Linked DNA regions of Homo sapiens: all the other regions are linked to region 3. A link is a loop called in an ENCODE intact Hi-C map of the cell type or tissue named here. Cell type or tissue: endothelial cell of umbilical vein. All regions are shown on one strand.

Region 1 (8,000 bases), 61 kb after region 3:
GGAGATGAGTGCTTCCAAGCCAGCTGATGAGGAAGGAGACATAGAAGCAGCAACAGAAAACAAATGCATACAGACAACCTAGCAGAGTTCTGCTTATTTAAGACTGCTTTTGACTTCTTTTGCAAGATGGACCTTTCTGTGAAATGGTCACTGAAACTAAAGCAAATGGTGGAAGAAGGATTGATACCATATAGAAACATTTTTAGAGAAGTGAAAAAGCAAAAAAAAAGTCAAACAGAAGTCATTATGTATTTTCATAAAGTTACATTGAGTGTGCCAGTCTCTCTTACCTCCTCTTGCACCTTCTCCACTTCTTCCACCTCTGTCACCCCTGAGACAGCAAGACCAAACCCTCCTCCTCCTCCTCAGTCTACTCAATGTGGAGGTGGTGAGGATGAAGACTTTTATGATGATCCATCACCACTAAATGAATAGCAGATATATTTTCTCTTCCTTATGATTTTCTTAACATTTTCTTTTCTCTAGCTTACTTTATTTTAAGAATACAGTATATACATATAATACAAAATATTTGTTGATTGTCCATTTATGTTATTGGTAAAGCTTCCGATCAATGGTAGGCTGTTAGTAGTTCAGTTCTGGAGGAGTCTACATGCAAATTTTCAACTGTGCAGGGGTGTGGATGCCTCCAATTTCCACATTGTTCAAGGGTCAATTGTAAATTACTCTCCCCAATGTGGTTGAGCAACTTGCAAACCACTGAGGGCCCTAATAAAACAAAGGCAGAGGAAGGAGAAATTTGCCCATTTTTTCCTCACTCACTACTTGAGCTGGGATGTCTCATGCCATCTTCTCCTGCCTCAGACTGGGATCTACATCACTGGCTTTCCACGGGCTTCCAGACTCAGACCAAATTACAACCGCAGCTTTCTTGGATCTCCAGCTTGGTGACAGCAGGTCATGGGACTTCTCCATCTCCAAAATCATGTCAGCTAATTCCTCATAGTAAATCTCCACATATATCTCCTATTTGTTCTGTTTCTCTAGAGAACCCTAACTAATATAAGGTCTGAAACCCAAGGAAATGATCAGTGCCCAAGGCTGGGGGTATATCACTTTACTCACTTAAGTGGTGTCATTCCTGACCATGTACTTAATGATCCAGTGATGCCCAGCCACCCCTTCATGTCCCCAGTGACTACATTGACCTCCCTATCTGGTGGGTCATAGGTCACTGATAGCCTAACTCTCCCGCTAGGCTATAGACTTTTAAGGGCATGGATCATGCCTCAATTAACTTGGAAACTTCATCTGTTAGGACCTTTTCTGCTGCATCATTCTATAAGCGTTTGTTAAAATGAACCAGTTTGTTAAACAGGACATAACAATGATAGAAGTTGCAAATGTCAAGATTTCATTCTTTTTGTGCCTGAATAGGATTCTGTTGCCTATATATACATTTTCTTTATCTAGTAATCCACTGACAGACACTTATGTTGATTCCATATCTTGAATATTGTGAATAGTGCTGCAATAAAAATGGGGGTACAGATATCTCCTCAATATGCTGATTTTATTTCCTTCAGATATATACCCAGCGATTGATAGATCATATGGTAGGTATATTTTTAGTTTTTTGAGGAACCTCCATATTGTTTGCAATGGTTGCTGGACTAATTTACATCCCTACTAACAGTGTATGAGCATTCGTCTTTCTCAGCATCCTTGACAGCATTTGTTATTTTCTTTTTGATAATAGCCATTTTCACTGGGGTGAGATGATATCTCATTGTGGTTTTGATTTGCATTTCCCTGATGACGGGAAGACAAATATCGCATGTCCTCACTCATATGTGGGAGCTAAACAGTGAATCTCATGGAGGTAGAGAGTAGAATGGTGGTTGCCAGAGGCTAGGAAGGGTGTGGAGGGAGGGAGAGATAAAGAGAGATTGGTTAATGGGTAAAAAAACACAGTTAGATAGAATAAGTTCTAGTGTTCAATAGCACAGTAGGGTGACTGTAGTTAACAAGATTTTATAGTATATTTCAAAATAGCTGGAAGAGAAGATTTGGAATGTCTCTAACACAAAGAAGTGATAAATGTTTGAGGTGATGGATATGCTAATTATCCTTATTTGATCATTGCACATTGTATACAGGTTTTAAAATATCACATATAGGACAGGAGCGGTGGCTCCTGCCTGTAATCCCAGCACTTTGGGAGGCCGAGGTGGGCAGATCACTTGAGGTCAGGAGTTCGAGACCAGCCTGGCCAACATGGTGAAACCCTGTCTCTACTAAAAATACAAAAATTAGCCGGGTATGGTGGCGGACACCTGTAATCCCAGCTACTCAGGAGGCTGAGACAGGAGAATTGCTTGAACCCAGGAGGCAGAAGTTGCAGTGAGCCGAGATTGCGCCACTGCACTCCAGACTGGGTGACAGAGCAAGACTCCATCTCAAAAACAAAACAAAACAAAACAAAACAAAAATCACATATACCCCATAAATAGGTACAATTATTATGCACCAATAAAAAAATTGTTTTAAAATGATAGAAGCCATGGAAAGGAAGCCATAAGCCAGGGACACTGTGAAGAGTACTCTAAAGCTAACAAAATCACTTCTATTTTCGATTTTGACTGCTTTGACCCTCCCCATCGTACAGAAGATGGAGAAATAGCTTGATATGGTTTGGATATTTGTCCGTCCCCTCCAAATCTCATGTTGAAATGTAATCCCCAGGGTTGGAAGTAGGGCCTGGGGATAAGTGTTTGGCTTGGCACCCTCCTCACAGTAATAAGCGAGCTCTCACTCTGAGTTCACATCAGATCTGGTTGTTTAAAAGTGTATGGCACCTCCCCTGTCTTTCTGTCTTGCTCCCTCTCTCTTGCTTCCACTCTTGCCATGTGATACGCAGCTTGCCCTATACTTTCTTCCGTGATTGGACGCTTCCTGTGGCCGTCACCAAAAGCTGAGCAGATGTCAGCACCACACTTCCTGTATAGCCTGCAGAATTGTGAGCCAATCCGACCTGTTTCCTTTAGAAATTACCCCGTCTCAGATATTTCTTTATGGCAACACAAGAATGGACTAACACAAAGCTGGTCTTCTAAAAAGTTAACTGTGATTGTTTCTGAAACTAGCACATGCTGAACACCTGTTTACAACAAACAGGAACATTTGCTTCCTTCACGCATTCAATAAACACGTATGAAGCACTCATTGTGTGCTAGATACTTATCTTAGGCATTCAGTGAATAAAAAGATGAATAAAATGAGGGAATAAAACAGACAAAATTCCCTGTCCTCATGGAGCTTATGATCTAGTGGAGAAAGCAGCCAAAAAAAACCTAAATAAATAATTGTCCAGGTAAGCTCTATAGGAAAACAAAAACAAAAGGAAAGAGATGGGCAATGGGAGAGTTGCAGTTTTGGGTAAGATGGTGAGGAAACACCCTACAGAGATCCGATTCAAAACTACACCCTGTCAGAGTTTTCATTTCCTTCCACTCCACTCAAATTGCTAAAACTACACTGGTGGGAATTATCAATTAATCGATTTGCTGATCACCTATGTCTTGTGAAGAAAAAGAAGTTCAGCAACTTAGACACATGCGTCCTCTGAGAACTGTCCTTGCTGATAAAGGACGGCTACATCTTCCCGGGCAGTCAGAAAGCAGGGCCAGCAAGGGATGCACAGATGTGAGAACACCACATGTCCCAGGCCACTCCATTTAATTGTTATGCCTAATGATAATGGGGAAGTCATTGGTTGTCCTGATTTCCAGAAATTGGCATGTCCCAATGGCCACCAGATACTTCAGAGAGTTCTCATATGAGCACTTCTCGTGTGCCCAGGAGCAGGCCCTGTGGATCAGCTTTGTTGTCCTCATCACCCACCCCGTCACCACTGCCCCTGCTGCCAATGACCCTGTCAGCTCACTGCCTGCTGGGCATATCTCCCTTCTGCTCTCTCAACACCGACCAGGCTTTGAGAGGAGACCTGATTCTCCCCTTGACATCTCTCTGTGGAGCTGGTCTGAGTAGGTAGGTATGTTAAATCCCCACAGCACACCTGAGACTAGGCCGTCACTGCTAATAAGACTCAACTAACACACTAGAAGCGTGTTAGAAGTGGAGCATAACTTAAAGCTGCTAATAAAGGTGGCCCCTCTTCGAGCCCATTCACCCAAACCTGGCTTTGGAGGCTCTTATCTATCCGGCCTGTCCTGCCATCCCCTCTATCAGCTCATCCTCCATGCTGAGAAGGAGTGAGCACTTCACCTTGAAGCAAGGGCCCCAGTGATCCCAAGCCCACCTCACTCTAAGGCAGAGTTCCCCCACGTCTTCATAATATGAGAAACATAGAATGTGATGGCAGGAAAAATGTATCACTTCACCTTGGGAGAAGAGCTACTTCCATCTACTTATCTATAGGGTGTGGCTGGACCCTCTGATTCCAGAAGATAATCACACAATGGACTTGCGTTGATTCATTTCCCTAAATCCGGTTACCTCATAGGAAACACCACCCCCTGGTTTCCCACAGGCATAGTCGGAAAGCCAGCCACCACCAGCCCTGCAAAAGTGGGTAGTACTTGTGGCTTCACTGCCTTCCCTTGCTGGGACCTTGTCCTCCCAGCAAGGTAGAGCAAGTTTCTCTTTAGTACCACCCTGTTCCAGAACCCCGTTTCTGTGTGTATCAGTCATCCCACCTGCTGAAACGCTGACTGATGACATTTTAATATGAATGAGTTTCAGACAGAACTATTTCACTACATATTTGCATAATTAAGCCTTTTATCTCTTTATTGGGAATCAGAGGCTTTGTCTCCTGTTACATGGATTTCAGGCATCAGCAGGTAGGTGGGAGCTATTTTTGGAACAATGAACAGCCTGAAATTATACGACCACATACAAAAGCCTAAACCTGAGAGTCGACCTGACCTTGTCTTCTAAGATGATTAGGCTGGGCAGAAGCATTTCTGCCTGCACAGGTCCCTCCTTCTCCTGGGAGGGTGGGGAGCTGCGCATTTCCAGGACAGTCTGGGGAGGAGAAATTTGTCTTGAATTCAGAAGAGCTCTTCCTGGCAGCCTTGCTGACATGACCCTTCCTTCACCTTGTTCCTCTTCTCGTATTCCCTTCTCATGTTCCTCTTCTTGTATTCTTCCGGATTCCCCAAATCCCACCTTTTCTTGTGGAAGAATCCCTAATGCCTTTGTGTTTCAGATTTCCAAGCCCATCAAGCATTTACTGAAGAAATGCCCAAGATTGTGTGTGGTATACACTTTGAGTGAATACCGTAATGCTCAGCTTTGTCAGAAACTTCCTGCCCAAGGAAGACCTCAGAGAATGCCCACATCACCTGACAGAGGTGAGAGCCCAGGGAGAAGGGAGCACATCTCTAAACAGACACAAGCTGAAGATGTTGTATGAGGAAGCACCCAACCAGGGTGCACTGGACCAAAATATAGAACAACTGGATTTTTGTGCTATTGCTTGGTTTTCCTTGTGGTCCTCCAATTTCTCTGTTGCTACCTCATCTACATATTAAAGTAAGAGGAAACAGGCCTAATAATCAATCCTACGATGAGTAGTTAGAAGCCACAGATAAAGAGTCCTGTCTTTCCTGGAGATGGGCAATTCAAAATCACTTGGGAGAAATACACTATCCAGTCATCCGAAATTAAATATGTTCTCTAAAGAGCAGCCACTAGCGGGAAACACCATCATCCATCACCGGCCCCTGCTGGAGCCTCTGTCTGTGAGGCTGAGCCTGGGGCGGCACACAAAAGAACCACAGGTTCCAGAACCATGTTTCTCTTCTAGAACCACAAAAAACAGAATGCCCAACTCAAAAGAAATTGGAAATGGCAAAGGAGGGCACATTTTTATTTCGTTTTCTGCCAGTTTTCAGGGATTCCAGTATAAGCCCACTAGGGTATGCACACAACACAAAAGACATCAGCCAACCCAATGCAAACATCAAACCAGCTATGCAGCATTTCAAACAAAATACAGCCATTATTTGACTGCATTGCTCAATTTTCAGAAGGCTTGTGGCTGTCCTAATCTTCCCCATACATCTCAAAGTTCATACTTTTAAGTCCTCTAGTCCTCATAACTAGATTACTGTACAGGGCTCAGATTATTGCAAAGCAGGCATCAAGCAGAATACTTTTGCATAAAACAAAGGGATTTTAAACACAGTACACACAGCAACAGCTGCTGCTTGGTAGAACTGAATGGGAATGGGAGAGGGGCCTTCTTCCTCTGAGAAGATAGAAAAACACTCTGTAACTTTTGTTCAAGGATTTGGGAGTATAAAACAAACAGCTCGTCGTGTTCCCACATTCCATAGTCAAGATGTTCTGCAGAGATTGGAACTAAACTGCTCAAAGTGACATCAGGAACTATGTAAATCAGGAGGAGAGCCTCTCTGGGGCTATAAATCTCAGGACAAGGTTAAGGTCACAACCCCGGAACAAGGGAATTCAGACCCCTCTTCTGAGAGACTGAGGGCTGAATACTTGCATACTGCTGGACAATAAGAAAATCCTATCAGCAGCAAGCAGGCATGGCACTTTACCAATGAATTTTCCAAGTGGAAATCTGCGGCTTAATGAGGAAGAACCATGGTGAACCAGAACTTCAGATCTAGTATGTTTGTACACATTAGGGGAATCTTTTGAGGCCCTGAATGCTATCTGCTCTTTGTCTTCCTGCCTCAGATCATTACCTACCATACATGGAACAAAATCTCCATTAAGGAAAAAGTGAGCAGACAGCAACAATTCCATGCTGACATGCTCTGGCTCTGTGTCCCCACCCAAATCTCATCTTGAATTGTAATTGTAATTGTAATCCCCATGTGTTGGGGGAGGGAACTCGTGGGAGGTGATTGAATCATGGGGGTGGTTTCCCTGTGCTGTTCTCGTGATAGGGAGTGAGTTCTCATGAGAGCTGATGGTTTTGTGAGGGGCTTTTGCCCGCATTTTCTCCGCGCTTTTCTTCATTCTTCATTCTTCCCCTTCCTGCCGCCATGTGATTTACCATGATTGTAAGTTTCCTGAGGCCTCCCCAGCCCTGCTGAACTGTGAGTCAATTAAACCTCTTCCCTTTATAAATTACCCAGTCTTGGTTATGTCTTTATTAGCAGCATGAGAACTAATACCTGCTATATACCAGGGAATTTTCCTATCTATATATAGACATATACATATACACATGTATATGTACACACATATATCCATATAATTTGATATTATATACAATTTATGTATCAGTCCTCACAAGTCCATACTATTTGTATTTTTTAAAAGAGTAAATTGAGGCACAGAAAGGATGAGAGACTTCCCTGAAATCATCACTCAACTGGGACTGAACTCCAGGCAATGTGGTATTTACTTGTTTGCTGACTTTAGTGAGGAGGGCTCCTCTATGGCAGGACAATGAGATGAACCACCCAGAGTGGAACTCAGGAAGACCCAGGGCAGAATTAGGCTGAATGGATCTTCTAGAGAGTGAAATGAGGAATATAATTGCAAAGAATCTCCATCATGAAGAAAACATTAAGGGCCAGGAGCCTGCACAGCATGACTTCTGATGAGCGCCGGCCCTAAAAAGGTGACGGGGCACATTTGCAGGGACATCTTCCACTTCTTGTTCAGCCATGCAACTTCTGCCCTCCCCAGCACCCCACTGGGAGAGAGAAGATGCTAAGGTGATTCACTGGGGTTCATGGCATTGTTTGCACAGCACATTATTAGCACAGCATTGCCAGGTGTCACACATAGTGTAGCTCCTGTGGGCACACAGCTGGGCCAGTGAGTAAAGCCTCATGTACAGATGAATCTGCCATCCCAGCCCTCTGGCCCATGCAAGCTGAGGAGTGAAAGACTACTTGCCTTTTACTGCAGTTCTCTGACATTTGCACAGCTATTAATAGAGATGTCTTTTGACTCCATTCTGCTATTGTTCTTGTGCATAGAGATTCTTCAGAGCCTAGTGGGAAGGACTGAGAAGAGGTGATCAA
Region 2 (8,000 bases), 84 kb after region 3:
CCAATTAAATTGGAATCCCTGCCATCAGTGGTTTTTAAAACTCCCCAAGTGATTCCAAAGCGCAGCCAAGACTGAGAGCCGCTGCTTCGAGTGCCTAGGCAGAATCTGCATTGCCAGATCAACTCTGTTCCAGACTGAGCAGACATGGGGAGAAGAGCTGTGGCCATGCCATCACTCAGGGTCCAAAGCAGGGACCAAATGTACCAATAGATCAGAAAACCAACCCGTTCTCAGGTATCTTTGAAGAAATAACCAAGAACCAGATTTGATTTATAGAACTTTTCTTCATAAGTGACTTCTTAGTAATTGCTCTATAAAAAACTATTTTAAAGAGCCATAATTTTGCTTAATGTATATTGAAAAAAGTGATTAAATATAACACTGTATGCCACTTACAGTAAACCAGTATTATCTAGCACAATCGATGAAAACGTCATTTTGAATATATATAAATTGACTGGAGTAGGATATCCTGCTTAATAACTCTATTAACTTGCACATATTAAGTGTGTGCTAATTATTTGTTGAATGAACTAATCATCAAAGGAAGATTAATGTACAATGTGATATTACTGTGATTTTTATTGTGTTTTAATTCCTTGAAAATTGATAATCTATGATAATACATATAATGAATCTTTTAACGAGAAACAAACATCTTCATATGGTCTTTTTTTAAAACTGACTGAGAAGGCCTTTTAGGATTTTGTACAGCCCTGGGGTAATCACCATGAACACCAATTATCATCATGAATATTGTTAAAGAGAAGTGTGATTGGCAAAATGCCAGATAACAGAGTTCAATTGAGCCCCAGGTAACTGGAAAAACAGTTGACTCCTTTTAACGAACCACCTGTAATAAATTTCTATGCCCTTTTTCACTGGGCATTTATTCATACAAGAAATGCTTATTAGGCAGTTAATATGTGTCCTGGGGAGTAACAAGGCAAATAAGGTCGTTGCCTCAGAGCACTTTATAATCAAATGGAAGGGATTAAACAATCACACAAGTCCCATAGGAGGTGATAGGTGCTAATTCTGTTTAGTGAGGTTTGGGGATGACCAGGCCAGGGGACATGAGAGGAGAGGTCTGAGAACAAATACCAACCAGCTGGGAGTAGGATGCAAAGATGCTCCTGGAAGAGGCAAGTGACGTAATCAAAATGGTGCTTGCCGTAAGGCTCTTGATTCAGTTACTCTTCTAACATGTTAAAAATAAGAAGAAGAAAGCAGATAATTTTGTCATTTTTTTCAAACCAGAAAACCAGTTAGGGATTATTGGAAAAGTCTGTGCAAAGAGTGCAAAGAGTACAATTGCAGCAAGCACCCAGATGAAGGGTGGATGCTGCAAATACCACAGTGAAAAGAATCCATAGAATTTCACACCTGAATGTCTCCAAGGGTTGTTTGGGGTAAATTAGGGAAACAGAAAGGAAGAGCTAATTAGAAAGGAAAGATAGTGAATATTGCCTTTCAGATCTATCTGGTTGAAGGCTGAATAGACATCCAACAAGAGACATCCACCATGAATGCACTAAACAATTCACAGTTTACAAAGTAGTTTTGCTATGATACTGTGTAATCTGTACGCAGAAATAAAACACTCGTGTCACTCGTATTCCAAAATATTTTGAACAAAAGTGTGCATTTCTTGGTTAACACAGTATTCTTAAAGGCCTTCAAAAATAGCAGCGCAAGTCACCTGTATGTGCATCAAACATGTACAATTTCCACTTCACTTTCACAAAAAAAAACCACAATGGTGACGATGATGTCATCCAGGCTTTTAGGTTTATGTTGAGGAAAACTAGATGCAGTGGCCATCATGTGATGTGAGTGATGAGCCTGGCTTGGCACAGTGTAGATTTGTGCTTCACTGTCAAGGGCTAGAGAGACAACAGAGACAATGGAGAGTCTATTTTGCAATTCTATTGCAATTGGGTTGGTAAGAACTGTGGGTGGTAAAAACCCACAGTTTGCTTCATAAGCATGATAGCATTTGATTCTTCTTTTTTCTCTATCTCTTTAGCAGTCACAGAAGTGGGTTCAGTGTGAGAGAGAGCCAGATGATAATAATTTACATCTGGACAATGCTTTTACATTGATAAACTATGTTCTCATATGACATGAACACCCTGAAGCTTTCAAATAGCCCTGGAAGGTGGGTGCATTACAAATGGATGCACCAAACACAGAAAAGAAATGGCAATTAAACCTAGGTCTCACGATGTCTCCAGGTGAGAAAGAGCAGGTCTATGACAGGCTTAGAGAGTTTGTTCCAGAACTATTATTTTTTTCAGACTTCAACCTGCCCAACGCAGCAATCTCCCTTCAAGACTAGCTTCGTTCTGTCTTCATTCAACATATATTTTAAAATATATTTTTAATGATAAAAAAGTTCCAATAAATTTAAAACATTTGTCTCCTAATTCACATCTTGTCTGTTATCAGTAAACATGCACATAATATTATGTGCATTATCATACAGATCTGCTGTTTTTCATTTTTGTTATCTCATATTGAATATACATCACCAGAAGATGTTTGAGCATATAGGATGTTTTCAGCATAAGGCTCTTGATTTAGTTACTCTTCCAACATGTTAAAAATAAGAAAAAAAAAGCAGATAATTTTGACTTTTTTTCATGATTTTTTATATTAAAGTTATTTCCAATTTTAAAAAGTATGGTAATTTAGACTTTGAAGTCTGTTTTAAAAATTTTAAATTGTAGTCATCTGCACCTAAAAGGTCTGTTTCACAGAAAACCGAACACTGCATGTTCTCACTTCTAAGTGCGGGCTGAATGATAAGAACACATGGACACACTGGGGGGAGCAACACATACTGGGGCCCGTCAGGGGTGGGGCAAGGGGAGGGAGAGCATTAGGAAGAATAGCTAATGGAGGCTGGGCTTAATACCTAGGTGATGGGCTGATCTGTGCAGCAAACCAACATGGCACACATTTACCTATGTAACGAATGTGCACATCCTGCATGTGTACCACAGAACTTAAAATATTAAAAAACACGTCTGTTTCAAACAATGATTATGCATTTAAAGTGATAATTTGTTTGTTAGGACATCATGTCTTAAGGTTTTCATTGTGGCAACCTTAAATCAGTACCTGTTTTCCATCCATGGCACTTGTTGCATTCTGACGCTTTCTATGATACCATTTCAGTAACAACAGACTAATAGTTCTTTTCTCTCTGTCTCTTGTTATCCCTATTAGAACAAATTATATCCCTCAATCAACCCAGAGGGCCCTTAGCCCCTTGCTACTCAAACTGTGGTCCACAGAAGAGCAGCATCATGGGCACTCCTGGGAGGCTGTTAGAAATGCAAACCCTTGGGCCCATCCTAGACCTCTAGAATCAGAATTGGCATTTGACTAAGATCCCCAGGTGACTCATATGTGTGTTAAAGTCAGCAACGCACTGATTAGATCACTGGTTCTCAATTTCAGCTTCCCATTGCAATCACCTGGGAGCTAGCTCCACTGCCCCCCAGAAAAACTGACTTCATTAGTCTGAGGAATTTTTTAAATCCCAGGCGATTCTGATGTGTAACCAAGGTAGAAAAGCACTGGTCCTGATTAACTCCCTCTTTTTATAGACAAGAAAACAATGAGGCCCCGTGGGTTAAGGTGACTTCCTCTGGGTTATAAAGCAAATTTGCAAGTAGAACTAGAAAATAGGGGCTCTCTACCTGGTTTAGGTACCAGATACCTAACTGGTACCAATTTGGAATAAATATAAGAGCCTGCTCCACCCAAAACCTGGGCCCAGGGCCTCTGTTGTAGTTCCTGGAAGCTGGCATATTACTGCCTTGCCCTTCCACTCCACTTTCTCAACTCAGGCATGCTCTGACTTTCTGGACACACTTGAATTCGTTGCCTACAGTTCTCCTCTATCCTTCGCTTTCCTCCCTTCCTCCACTGGGCCCACTCCCACAAGCCCTAAAACCATCCCCAGCCTTTTCAGCCTCTTTGTACACGACCTTCCTCGTATCCTGGAGGAACACTCCCTGAGCTTCCCCTCCAACGGCTGGCTTCTCCTTCATCAGTCCTCTTGATGCAAGCTGGAAATGCTTCACTCCTAAGCCCTCGAATTCCGACATTCCTGTTTCTCGTTCAATTGCCTGTGCACTGGTCTTTCTCGCCTTCTTATATTCACTGGATCTGCCCTTGACTACACCCTTCCACAAAGCCCCGTGGTTCTCCATGAACAGGGTGTCAGAATCAGTCGGGAGTGATCCCTTACCAAGCCATGGGTGCTGCCGCCATCTTCCCCCAAAGGCACTTTCGAAAGCGTGGGCTGGGAGGGGAAAAGGCCTGGTCTTCTGCATTTAGCCAGCACATCCCAGAGCATGCAGATTCAGAGGTACTACTCCACTCTGGGGCTCTCCCCAAGGCTGCAAGCCCATTACCTAATTTCTGGTTTCCCTCAGCTCCTTCCTCTCTGTCTGAGTGAACCAGTGCAGCCATGTTGCCAACACTGCTGGAATCTTGCAGCTCATCCTGTCAACATGATGGTCGTAGTAACCCCACATTGTGTTTGTTTTGGTGGATTGTTAGGCCCATAACAGGCACAGGTAAAATAAGGACATTTAACATGGTACCAATTTGGGATAAAAGTTGGTTCAATCTCATCTCGTCTTTTACTAATAAAATATCTCTATCTGACCCATCCATCTTCCTCTAATTATATCTCTGTTGTGTCCTCTCTGGCTTACCACTACTGCCCCCTGTTGATTGAAATGTTGTATTTTGAAGCCTTGGGGCTACTTACCAGAGACTCGTGGTTCTCATAATTTAAAGGGGAAAAAATATGGTTATAAAACCAATATGCCTTAAATGCAATACTGTGACCTTGGAACACTATTGAATTTGCCATCTAACATGTTGGATATAAATTATCCAAAGCTTTGATTCACATGGAAAACCAACTGAAATGTCTTAGGCAAAATTTATGGTCACAGCCATAATTAGACAACAACTGGTATAATATCGAAAGGAAATTGAATTTTATAAACTGATCAATTGAGATTTTAAACAGAAAAAAAGGTCAGTCTATTCCAGCAGTTTATTAAGGAATAATGTTTCCGTTGAAGATAATGTATACAAAATAAATTAGGTCACTTAACATTAATTCATTTTACCATAAAGTAAACATATTGAAAAATTATACTAAAATCAGAAAGTCTACCAGAGATTTTTGAATCTCATAAAAATTAATGAGCCTTCAATTATTTACCAACCAAATAACAAATATACACATTTTAATGTTTTGTCTGTGTCATTAGATTATTTCAAAAGAGCAGATGGTTCAACATATTGATACAGAAATATCTGCTGCCAAATTATCTTCAGAATTCTATCAATCCAACATTTGTAAAATTTGAATCCAAGAAGGTAATTTGGTATTATTAAGTAAATGTGGGGCTTCGTTTTTCTAAATTTAGTTTTACCAAGGGTATTCTATGAAAATGTATATTCAAAGTCACAAATAAAATAACTAGAAGGCTTCAGGATGAATCATTTTGACTGTAATAGTCCCTAGTTTTACATTATTGAGCTCAAAATATCTGATTAACAAGAAATCACATGCACATTAAGGGTAAGTTGTATGAGTCTAGGAAAAAAATAACGTCTGGGGTAGATACCCAAGGTATTGAATATTTCCTATGTTCAGCACTGTGCTAAGATAGACACTCCCATTTCAAAGATGAGGAAACTGAAGTTCACCAAGGATTGCGTTACCCAAAACTACCCAACTGTAAGGTCATTTTGAGCCTGGTCTTGTTCTTCTTTCTCTGCCTTTTTATCTCAATAATATGTAGGTTGAAATTGTTTTCTTCTCTAACCCAATGGGTAAAAAAAAAAAAAAAAAAAAAAAAAAAAAAAAAAAAGCAGAGGTCGGGGGACTTGAGTAGTAGTCACCAAGTCTTTTCTGGTATGCAGAAATCATGTAAAACAAGATTTCACCATATTGTAGGTGTCCTGTCACCATTATTAGTGGCATTTCCACCCTTTGCTCAAGGTTCCCTGTGGGTTTTCTGGACCTCTTTCTCCTTGATATCAGACAATGGGTGTTTAACCACAAAGATATGGAAAAAACAAGTTCCAGGAAATGTCCTACAACCAGCAAAACTCCAACAATATTTAGTGGTTATAAAAATGGAAAAATGCAATGGGTCTGAGGGGAAAAGCTACACATTCTAGGAAACTAAGTATTTGGAGATGACATAAAGGGTTCCTCTAAAATACTGTTTTTGTTTACAGATAAAGAACTCAGCCTGAGAGAGAAAGATTACTGACTAGTTGAAAGACATGTGGATAAGGAAGACAAAAAGTTACAACCTTTCACTTAGTGATTTGTCTGGAGGCAACAATTTAGGACAGCAGTAAGTTTTACTGCCTCTCTACCTAGTAAGACAGGTTATCATTCCTTCCTCTGAATATATAGGATGGAGCTGTGTGGCATCTAACACATCGTCATTGCTGGCTGACAGGTGATCTCTATTAAACCAGTCTCTGGGCACAGGTGATGGCAGTGAGCTAATTCTGCTTATCATTTATTCCGTCATGTATTCAATTAATCAACATTTGTTGAACAATATCATGTAAGAGATACTGCGCTAAACACTGTAAAAAATATACCAGACAAGACATGGCCTCTGCCTTCCCCTCTAGAACCGAGGTCCTCCCATCCAGGATGGCCAACATGCTCCAAATTAACATGTTCCTTTCCAAGTGCAAATTTCCAGCAGCATTGCTCAATATTAAATATTAAACAAATATGCTATAGACCAATCTAATTACTTAGTACCAAAATTACTTAGTACCAAAAAAAATGTGAAATATCTCAATAATGTTTATATCAATTACAAGTTGAAAATACAATATTTTGGATATACTGGAAAGAATAAAATATATTATTAAAATTTATCTCTTCTATGCCTTTTTATTTTTTAATATGACTACTAGAAAATTTAAAATGAAATACATGGCTTGCTTGTATCTGTTGAACAGCACTATCATAAATAATTTAATGGAAAACTTCCAAGGCTCTAATAGAGTCTTCTTGTTATTATTTCAGAGACAGGTCTCATTCTGTTGCCCAAGTTGGAGTGCAATGGCATGAACATAGTTCACTGCAGCCTCAACCTCCTGAGTTCAAGTGATCCTCCCACCTCAACCTCCCGAGTAGCTGGGACTACAGGTGCACAGCACCACGCCCGGCTAATTTTTAGAAGTTTTTGTAGAGACGGGTCTCACTATGTTGCCCAGGCTGGTCTCAAATTTCTAGCCTCAATTGATCCTCCTGCCTTGGCCTCCCAAAGTGTGGGGATTACAGGCATGAGCCAACAGGACCAAGTCAGATTCTAAGTATTGACTGTGGAAGTCAAAGATAAAATGACGTGTCACTAATGAAACTGGAAAACCGTCCTTCCAAAGCAGGGCAAAATGAACGGCGGATAAAAGTCCACCTGGGATCAAAGGAATACGCCGCGAATGCAGGGCGAATACAAGTGTGTAGGAAACAGCCCAGACACACTGGGGAACCACAAGTCGGCCACTTAGCGCCCCTGTAGAATTGGCCCACAAAGGAAGAAGAGGTGTAGGCATTCTGGAGGATGGTTTCTGTATTATATGTACACCAGAATTCATGAGAGGAAAGCATCAGAGAAGAAGACTAGAGTGGAAAGAACGCGGTGCTCTGAGACGCGGTGGAGGAATGAGTGCACTTCGCCCCACCAGGGCCAGGAAGTCCCCGCCTCCAGCGCCGCCGCCTAGTGTCCCGGGGCTGATCCTAGAGGTGCCCTCCTTTCGTTCACCCCAAGCTACCTGCGAAGTTTTACCGACTCAGAGTCAGCATGAGGCGGGCATTAGAAGGTAGCTGGATGGTTCTCAGAGGTCGCTTCTCTTCGCGGCTCTGGCTTCTGTTTTGTCCTTTTCAGCTCTTGTGTATTTCGCTGTCTCATCTCTGAAATTCT
Region 3 (8,000 bases):
CAAGTCAGGAAAGTGCACTTTTTATTAATGTAACAACCACAATTGTAATTGTATTCTGATGTTTTTTATTGAATTCTTAATTGAAAATTATTTTCTCCTGTAAGTCATGAGAAGCTACTTGGAAATCTAAGTACCTAGGTGAGCTCATTGAAACTGTAACTTTATCAGAATGTAGGGATAGCCAAGGTGTTAAAATAGTTTACAGAGTTTGTAACCTTTAGGACAAATTGCAGTAAACCAAAGCTCCTGAATGAACTATTTTGAAGGAGAAGTACTATGTTAAATTTGCATTTTGGTTTGCAGTATTTGCTCAGGCTGCTGACATACAGCCCCGATGCTCAAGATGATCTCTGAATTTCTTTCTTTGTTTGTTTGTTTTTAGGCAGAGTCTCACTCTGTCACCCAGGCTGGAGTGCAGTGGTGCAATCTCAGCTCACTACAACCTCCACCTCACAAGTTCAAGCAATTCTACTGCCTCAGCCTCCCAACTATCTGGGATTACAGGCACCAACCACCACGCCCAGCTACATTTTTTGTATTTTTATTAGCGATGGGGTTTCTCCATGTTGGCCAGGCTGGTTTCAAACTCGTGACCTCAAGTGATTCACCCAACTCGGCCTCACAAAATGCTAGGATTACAGGCGTGAGCAACCATGCCTGGCCATCTCTGAATTTCCAATTTAATGTTAGGCCAGTAAGCCATTTGCATAATTTGTGTTTTTTAATAAATACTAATTAATTATAGCACATGCAAAACAAGGGCATTCACCTTGTTTGATAGAGCTAAGGAATCGGTTAGGATTATACAGTATACGTATCATTGCCCTTAGTATTTAAAAGGATAATAAATAATGATTTTCACATGGGGCAGGGGTGGGGATTGGAAGGTAGTGTTGACAAAAATGGTATCTACAATTTATCTACACATACAAAGGCCCATACTTGATTCGAGTATGTTGAATAACATTAATAATATTAAATAATTAAAGTCTTTATGAATATTGATATTTTAAATATTTTTCCTTTTAGAATATTTATCACAGAAAATGTACAGTATTACATTTCAAATTATTATGTCCTATAATAAATAATAAGTGACAATTAACTGATTTCTTGGGCAAGTCATTGGGAGAAGGATATGAGGGTTACATGATCACCACAGTCACTTCCACCTTTAAAATCTTGAGTCTATAAATAAATACAGATCCCAATAAATCATTATTTTATTTCTTTAAAACACTTACAAAGTGCTTATTATATACCAGGCACTGCATTTAAGTATATTGCAAATATTTACTCATTAAATTCTCATGGTAACACTGTAAGATAGGCTCCTGTCTGTTTTAAGCTCTTCAGCATTCTTGACTGTAAAGATGGGCTGTTAACATCATTCCCCCTTTACAGAGGAGGAAACTGAGAAACAGAGGGGTAAAAGAATGTGCCCACTAACAGCTAATAAATGGTAGTAGGAATTACCCAGACAAGAACACATGACATTTGGATGGGCTTGTTTGAACTTTTAGTTTTTTTAAAAAAACTAAATTAATGTGCAGAAAAGCCATCTTCCCCCTTCCCCACCCCACTCTATGAACCCCACTGCAATCTTAGTGTTGCCAGTGGAGCCATTTCAGGTTCTTGTCTTTGCCACACAAAAGAATTTGAAAGCAAGACCAAAGTGAAAATGTAGCAGATTTATTGTAGAGCAAAAGCAAGAACACACTCAAGAGAGGAACAGGGACACGCTCAAAAGAAGGAGCCGTGCCCAACATGGCCAGGGCTCACGAACTAGATGAATAGGTATAATGAAGGCTTGGAATATTCTATACTAAGGGAATGGGTTTTCCAGGAAATTGATGGGCAGTTTTCGGAATTGGAATGCCACCCTTTTATTGACTAAGTATTGTTAATCCAGAACCGCCATGGCGTTAGCTGCGTGATAGGAGTGGGATGCCCTTACCCATGGAAATTTTATGGTAATGGGGGCGTAATGCAGCCAAGGTTTGGCAGTCATTCATTTGCATAATTTGTGTTTTTAAATATATACTAATTAACTGTAGCATGTATATCTTGCATTTACCCTGTTGTGGCCAGTTTCTTCTTTGTTACATTCTTATCTGTGCCTAAAGCAGGATGGCTGCTGCCTGTCTTTATTGGTACAGCCTGTTGTAACCATTCCTTTCCACTAGGAAGTGGGTTCTTGCACTAACCTGTTTGGCCCTATTTGTATTGCTTTTAGCTTCCTGCAAGTAATCATGTCTGTTCTCTGGCTAGCTGTCTGCCTCACTAGTCTATAGAGTTTGGGGACAGGCTTGAGGTATAGTCAGGAACAGACATAATAGGTTCAAAGATAGGGGATTTTGCTAGTATATATTATTTTGTATAAAAAATGATTTTATATATATTTTTAATGGCCTCTTTTGTGATCTTTTTCAACCAGGTACTCAGGATGACTTTTATATGCCTAAGCTTTCAGGAAGAATGTGTAAGAAGATACAAAATCAGGGAGGAGATTGAGGGGAAGAGAGAGACTTTATATTCTTGTTATTCACTTCTCTATGTATATTTCAGGTGTTTGTATTGCATTATTAAAAACATTAGCAATGTTTTAAAAAATGCCTTGCCTTGCAGATGCTAATGGCTAACATTTAGTGAGTGTTCATTATGCATGAAGTTGTGTGCTAAGCTCTTTACATTGATCTCACTTAATTTTCATAACAGCCTATGAATAACAGGTGTTGTTCAGAATTGAGGGTGAGCTGAGTCCTCCTGGTTTGAGCAGCTGGGTGGCAGAGATACCCTTCCCTGAGGTGGGGAACAACCATGAAGGAGGAGCGAGTCAGGAGGGAAGATAGGGTGGGCTGAGGTGTTGGGTGGGTGAGGTGCCAATGTCCAGTGTTCAGTAGGGTGCCCGGCCCGGAGCTGGGGATGGAGATGTGAAGTCACCAGCATGTGAGGAGGAAGGCCCTGAGAGTGCATGAGGTCACTCAGGGACAGCTGGGACAGTGAGGAGAGGACTAAGAGTGGATGCCGGGGAATCCTCTCTACGGGCAGGCAGGGGAAGGGGAAGGAAAGAAGCCCCAAGTGAAAAGAAGCCCCAAGGAAAGAAGCCCCAGGGGAAGGGGAAGGAAAGAAGCCTCAGTGTGAGTGAGGGGTGGGCTCCTGAGCAGCCGGTTCCCGCGCGGCTGCTTTGCTCAGCCTTCAGTTCTTGACCCTCTCTCAGAAATCGCTAGTCATGACCCTCACTTGAAGCTGGACCAGTTCTCACTAGAAAAATTATCTGGATCTGATGCAATTATTGTAAACAGTTACAATAAAAAGCTAAGGACACCCCACTCAATTTTCCAATACAAGCACATGTGAATATAAAATTGGTCTGAAATTCCACAAACTAAAGAGGTCCAAGAAAACCTGGACTTTTTTTTTGTTTTAAGTTCTTTCCCCCGGGCCACTTTGGCCATCACTTTTTATTGAATAGCCAAGAGAGCCTATGTTCTTCCTTGAAGTCCTGATGATTAAAGCACATAGCTTATTTACATTTATTTTCTTGCACAAGCTAAATGAAATTCACACAGTTCCACATAGATATCGTGTCCCTGGACAGCATACATATACTTAATTTTCTTTGTATAGCTAGAGCCCTCAATGTTTAACTGCTTTTCTTCCACACCTCAACTAATGTCCAGGGGCAGTTCTTTTGGGGTTTATGGACTGGAACAGAGGTCAGTATTCCTGCTGCAGCCTGACCACTCGGCAGAACATCAGAGGGAAAAGCTGAACAGAGGTGTGGCCTTCCCTGGCTGCGTAGTGGCACGGTGACACCACCTGCTGACTTCTGACTTCTGACTGTCCTCTTTCTTTTTCCTGCCCCCTGCCCCCAGTGCGCCCGACACCCTCCCTGTGGATGGCCTGTGATTGTTGAAAGGCCCCACCCTCATGGAGTTACATACCAGAATTGTCTCTTTGGCATTAGTATATCCATCTCTGCTCTCCAGAATCTGCATTTTCCAACAGTCCGCCAGCATGGAGACCTTTCCCATGCCCTGCAGCTACAGCCCGAGGAGGAGGAGCTGCTCCCTGACTTGCCTTTGATCCCTAGGTTAAGAACACATCCTCAGTGACTTAGGTTCCTGAATGTCTTGGAGGGCCCCACCCGGAACACTCCCCAGCAGGCCGGGCTAGGACATACATAGGAGCCTGGGTGAGAAGTTCAGGCTGCTAGGCTTTAATCAGAATTGTCTGTAAGAGTTGAACTCATCATGCCCCTGGTTGTTATTTCTCTCAAGCCTTTGGCAGGAATATTAGAAGTATCACAGGAAACTGGTCATTAAATCAACACGAGAGACTTCATGACCAGTCTAAAGTCTGGCAGTTTAGATGTCAAATGGGAATCTAAACTACAAAGAAGGAGAGAGTCCTATTGTTTTCCTATACATCTGTAGGCAGAGGGCCGCTGGGTGTCTCTCCAGGCTTCTGTTTCAGCTTGAGTCAAACGCCCCTGCTGGTCTGGGCCCGGGCACCTCCCAGCCACCCTGCAATACTCAGGGCACACAGGCTGCTTAACATCCCTCCCGGCACACAGTCGCCCAGCGTTTCTCTGGTCCTTCTTCCTGGTCCCTCCGTTCCTGCACTCCTGGCCATCCTCCCAGGCCCTGGGCATCCCTCTCTGGCTCTTTTCCTGTGTGCCCAGGCAGTCTGTGCACAGCTCGATTTTCTGCTGACGACCGCCTTACTTCCATTAGGGTCTGCTGACCATGCAAGGGACTTTCTACCAATTTCCAAGTGCTCAACAGTGGGGATGGCATCTTAGTCAGTGGTATATCGTGGGTGCTTGGTGTCACATGGCCTTGTACTGAGCAGGACTTCCATAAACATTTGTTAAATTGAACTGGAACCTGGAAGAAAACAGCCTGTCAGTTCTCAAATTACTTGATGGCATCTTCATGTTAGAGAAGACTATGTGGTGATAAATTCTTCACTTTCTCCTCAAAATAACCTAAATCACCCTCCTTCTTAGCTAGACATTTTAAAAGAATGTCCATGCCTTTCCTAATACTGCCCTCATGAACTGCTCAATCCAAAAAGTGTTTTTAGGCTTTATCACTTACTCTTTCTTAAAGATTTGATACAGCCACCCAATTACTCCCTCCTTTTTTTAATGCTCATTCTGTTATAGGCCACGGGCTCTTCGGCTCCCCATGTAATACGGGAATTAACGCGGGACCAGGCACATTTCCCAGACTAGGCTTTTATTTCAAGGCTTGTGCTTGAGCACAAGGGAGACAGCAGAGGCCCAAGGATCCTCCAGCTAGTTTCCCAAAAAGAGCTGGGAGGGATTTTTTTTATTAGGCAGAGAATTGACATCGGAGGAGGTATGTGGGCTGGGCTGGGCAAAGCCCATGGTGGGTAGGGGATGAGTAGGTCACGATGGTTATCTTGAGTAATGGGCCACCTTGAGGTCTGGCTGGAGGCAACAAGGCTGTACATTAGTTGTTCCTCATTCCTTTCTGAGGTGGGACACTGCAAACTTGGTTCAGTGTTTGGTTTCCTAAGGCCAGTTCCTGGAGTTCTTTAAGTAAAAGACAGGGTAAAACTTTATAAGAGCACAGAAGAATGGCTATTTTTTTTTTTTTTTGTATGACTGAAGCCTCGGGGTTAGCAGGTATAGTGTCAGCAAAGTAGTAGCATGGGTTTTGAGAAGAGAAGAAGAAAAAAAATGAAAAAAACATGTGAAGGAGGAGCCTCTCACCACTCCCATTCTATCTCAATTCCAGGGTCCTAGGACACCATCTTCAGCTAGTTGTTGTCGACTCCTACATCTCTGACTGCACCTTCCCTGAACCTGGCTCCCTTCCTTGGCCCATGCCTTAACCACTGTAATTCTCCAGAGTTCTGGATTTCCCCTGGATGATTGACTTTAATTATTATGTATCTTCTGTGTATATCATCCATATGTGGACCATTCCCAAGTGGGTCTGAATGTGACAGGGCCCCTAAAATTTAACATATCCAAACATGAGCATGATCATGATCTCCCCCATATCTTAGCTCCCTGTCAACTTCCCTATTTCCCTGTTTCCTCTGTGTTTAACGGCATGTTCAGCAAAGTCTGAAATCTGGGAGTCATCCTCTGTTTCTGCCTCTCTGCAGCTTCCACATCAACCAATGGCCGAGTCTCTGTCTTCACGCAGACATCCCACTCTCACTCCCCTTTTGCATCTCTCTGCCATCTCTCCCCTGGACTATTAGAACCATGTTATAATTGTTTCTCTTTAGTTCCTTCTCTATCCTGCTGCCAGTTACATTTCTAAAATGCAAATCTATGTTACGCTCCTGTCTAAATCCTTCAGTAGCTCCTCATTGTACCAGATTGCTCCTAACATCTTCATTTGAATCCTTTGTGATCTAGCCCCTGCCTGCTTGTCCAGGCTTATCCCTCAATATGGTTTGAATGTCTGTCCCCTCCAAATCTCACATTGGAATTCAATTCCCAGTGTTGGAGTTGGGGCCTGGTGGGAGGTGTTGGCTCATGGAGGCAGATCCCTCATGAAAGGTTTAGTGTCATCTTCCTGATGTTGAATTCTCCCTCAGTTAGTTCACGTGAGATCTAGTTATTTAAAAGAGCCTGGAACCTTCCCCTTTTCTATCTCTCCCTCCTGCTTTCACCGTGTGGTATGCACACCCTCTCTTCACCTTCTGCTGTCATGGTAAGATTCCTGAGGCCTTACCAGAAGCAGAGGCCAACACCATGCTCCTTGTACAGCCTGCAGAGCCATGAACCAAATTAAACTTCTTTTCCTTATAAATCAACCCAGTCTCAGGTATTCCTTAATAGCAATGAAAACAGACTAACACCCCTTTTCATATATTTGCAATTCCTGGATTATACCCTGCTATTTTGTGCCTATTTTTTTTTCCTGTAATTCTCCTTGCCTAGACAGCAAATTTCTCTTAATCCATCATAGGTATGCTCAAATATTACCTCCTCTGGGAGGCGTTGTCCCTATGCTCTCAGAAAGTGAGTAGCTTCTTCTCTTTTTAATCATGTTTCTATCCCACATGGGACCATGAGATTCTCAAGGGCAGGGACCATATCTTTTTAAATACTGTATTCCCAGCACCTAACTTATTCCTGGTACACAGCGCACTGTCGGATGAACGAATCTTGGCTTCTTCTCTTCTTGTTGACTTTCCCATTAGAACCTCAAGTTTCACTCTTAAAATGAGACTACTATTTCACATTTGCTAGCGTATTAGCCCTTCTCAAGGATTCTGAAGACAACAGTAAAAATTAACAGGTTGTGGCAGCAGTATCATTATCTTCTGAAAGGGTCAAACTGCTGTGTTTAGGTTAACACATGAATTCAGTTTGCTCAAAACATGAAGAGGACAGGCTTCATCATGTGCCATGGGTTTTCTCTTCCCATGGAGAAAGTAGAGAGGGTATGGAAACAAGTGTTTATTGAATAGCCTGTGCTGGGTACATGACATAAGCTCTCATTTCCCAGGCCTTCCTAAAATTTTTCTTAAGTAGACAGGAGCAGATAAATCACATGGCAGAAAGAAGTTCTAGCTTGGCTGCTCACTAATGTGTGGCTGCCTTGAGCATATGGTCCCCTCAGAGACTTTATCTTCTCATCTGAAAATAAAAGCATCAGTCCAAGTGGTCCCTAGTGTTGTCCAGGATCTAATGTTTCCTTAGCAAACATTATCTGAATGGATTGGCTCTGAGCCAGGGCCTGTACTAGGCATGAAGAATGCAAATAAGATGCAACTCATAGCCTGTCATACTCAGTGGTGGAGAATAATTCTGCTATCCTGACTATACAAGGTCTATTGTAACTACTTAAAGTCAATCACTGATTGGACCTATATGAACAAAGCATGCTCAGTTCAAAAAGAAAAGCCTACCGAGCCTATCATGTATAAAACTTCCTTCTAGGATTTATGGGGATTAGAAGAAGAATAAATTATGGTCCCTGTCTGAATCAAGGCTCCAATCC

What was found. Peaks named below come from ENCODE experiments on the same cell type or tissue, not always from the same donor. Only the 100,000 strongest peaks of a DNase experiment are listed, where the experiment ranks them.
Region 1: it touches region 3 in a loop (3-fold over the local background); 1 of 110 quality-filtered maps calls a loop at or near these places.
Region 2: a loop joins it to region 3, with 5 times the contacts of the local background. A loop is called at or near these places in 1 of 110 quality-filtered maps.

The regions. Positions count from the first base shown.
Region 1 is chr13:33,089,274-33,097,273 of GRCh38, reverse strand. No RefSeq gene overlaps it. Among named protein-coding and RNA genes, the nearest start is that of KL, 77 kb to the right of the region's middle. RefSeq lists an enhancer at 4,412-4,968. In endothelial cell of umbilical vein, no CTCF peak of the experiment used is centred here; DNase peaks (open chromatin) are centred at 4,493 and 6,363; H3K27ac peaks cover 2,984 bases.
Region 2 is chr13:33,066,320-33,074,319 of GRCh38, reverse strand. No RefSeq gene overlaps it. Among named protein-coding and RNA genes, the nearest start is that of KL, 54 kb to the right of the region's middle. In endothelial cell of umbilical vein, a CTCF peak has its summit at 4,732 (motif pointing left); no DNase peak of the experiment used is centred here.
Region 3 is chr13:33,150,049-33,158,048 of GRCh38, reverse strand. The region is part of intron 3 of STARD13 (StAR related lipid transfer domain containing 13); the gene reads left to right. Among named protein-coding and RNA genes, the nearest start is that of STARD13-AS, 120 kb to the left of the region's middle. In endothelial cell of umbilical vein, a CTCF peak has its summit at 4,452; DNase peaks (open chromatin) are centred at 4,358 and 7,698; H3K27ac peaks cover 2,307 bases.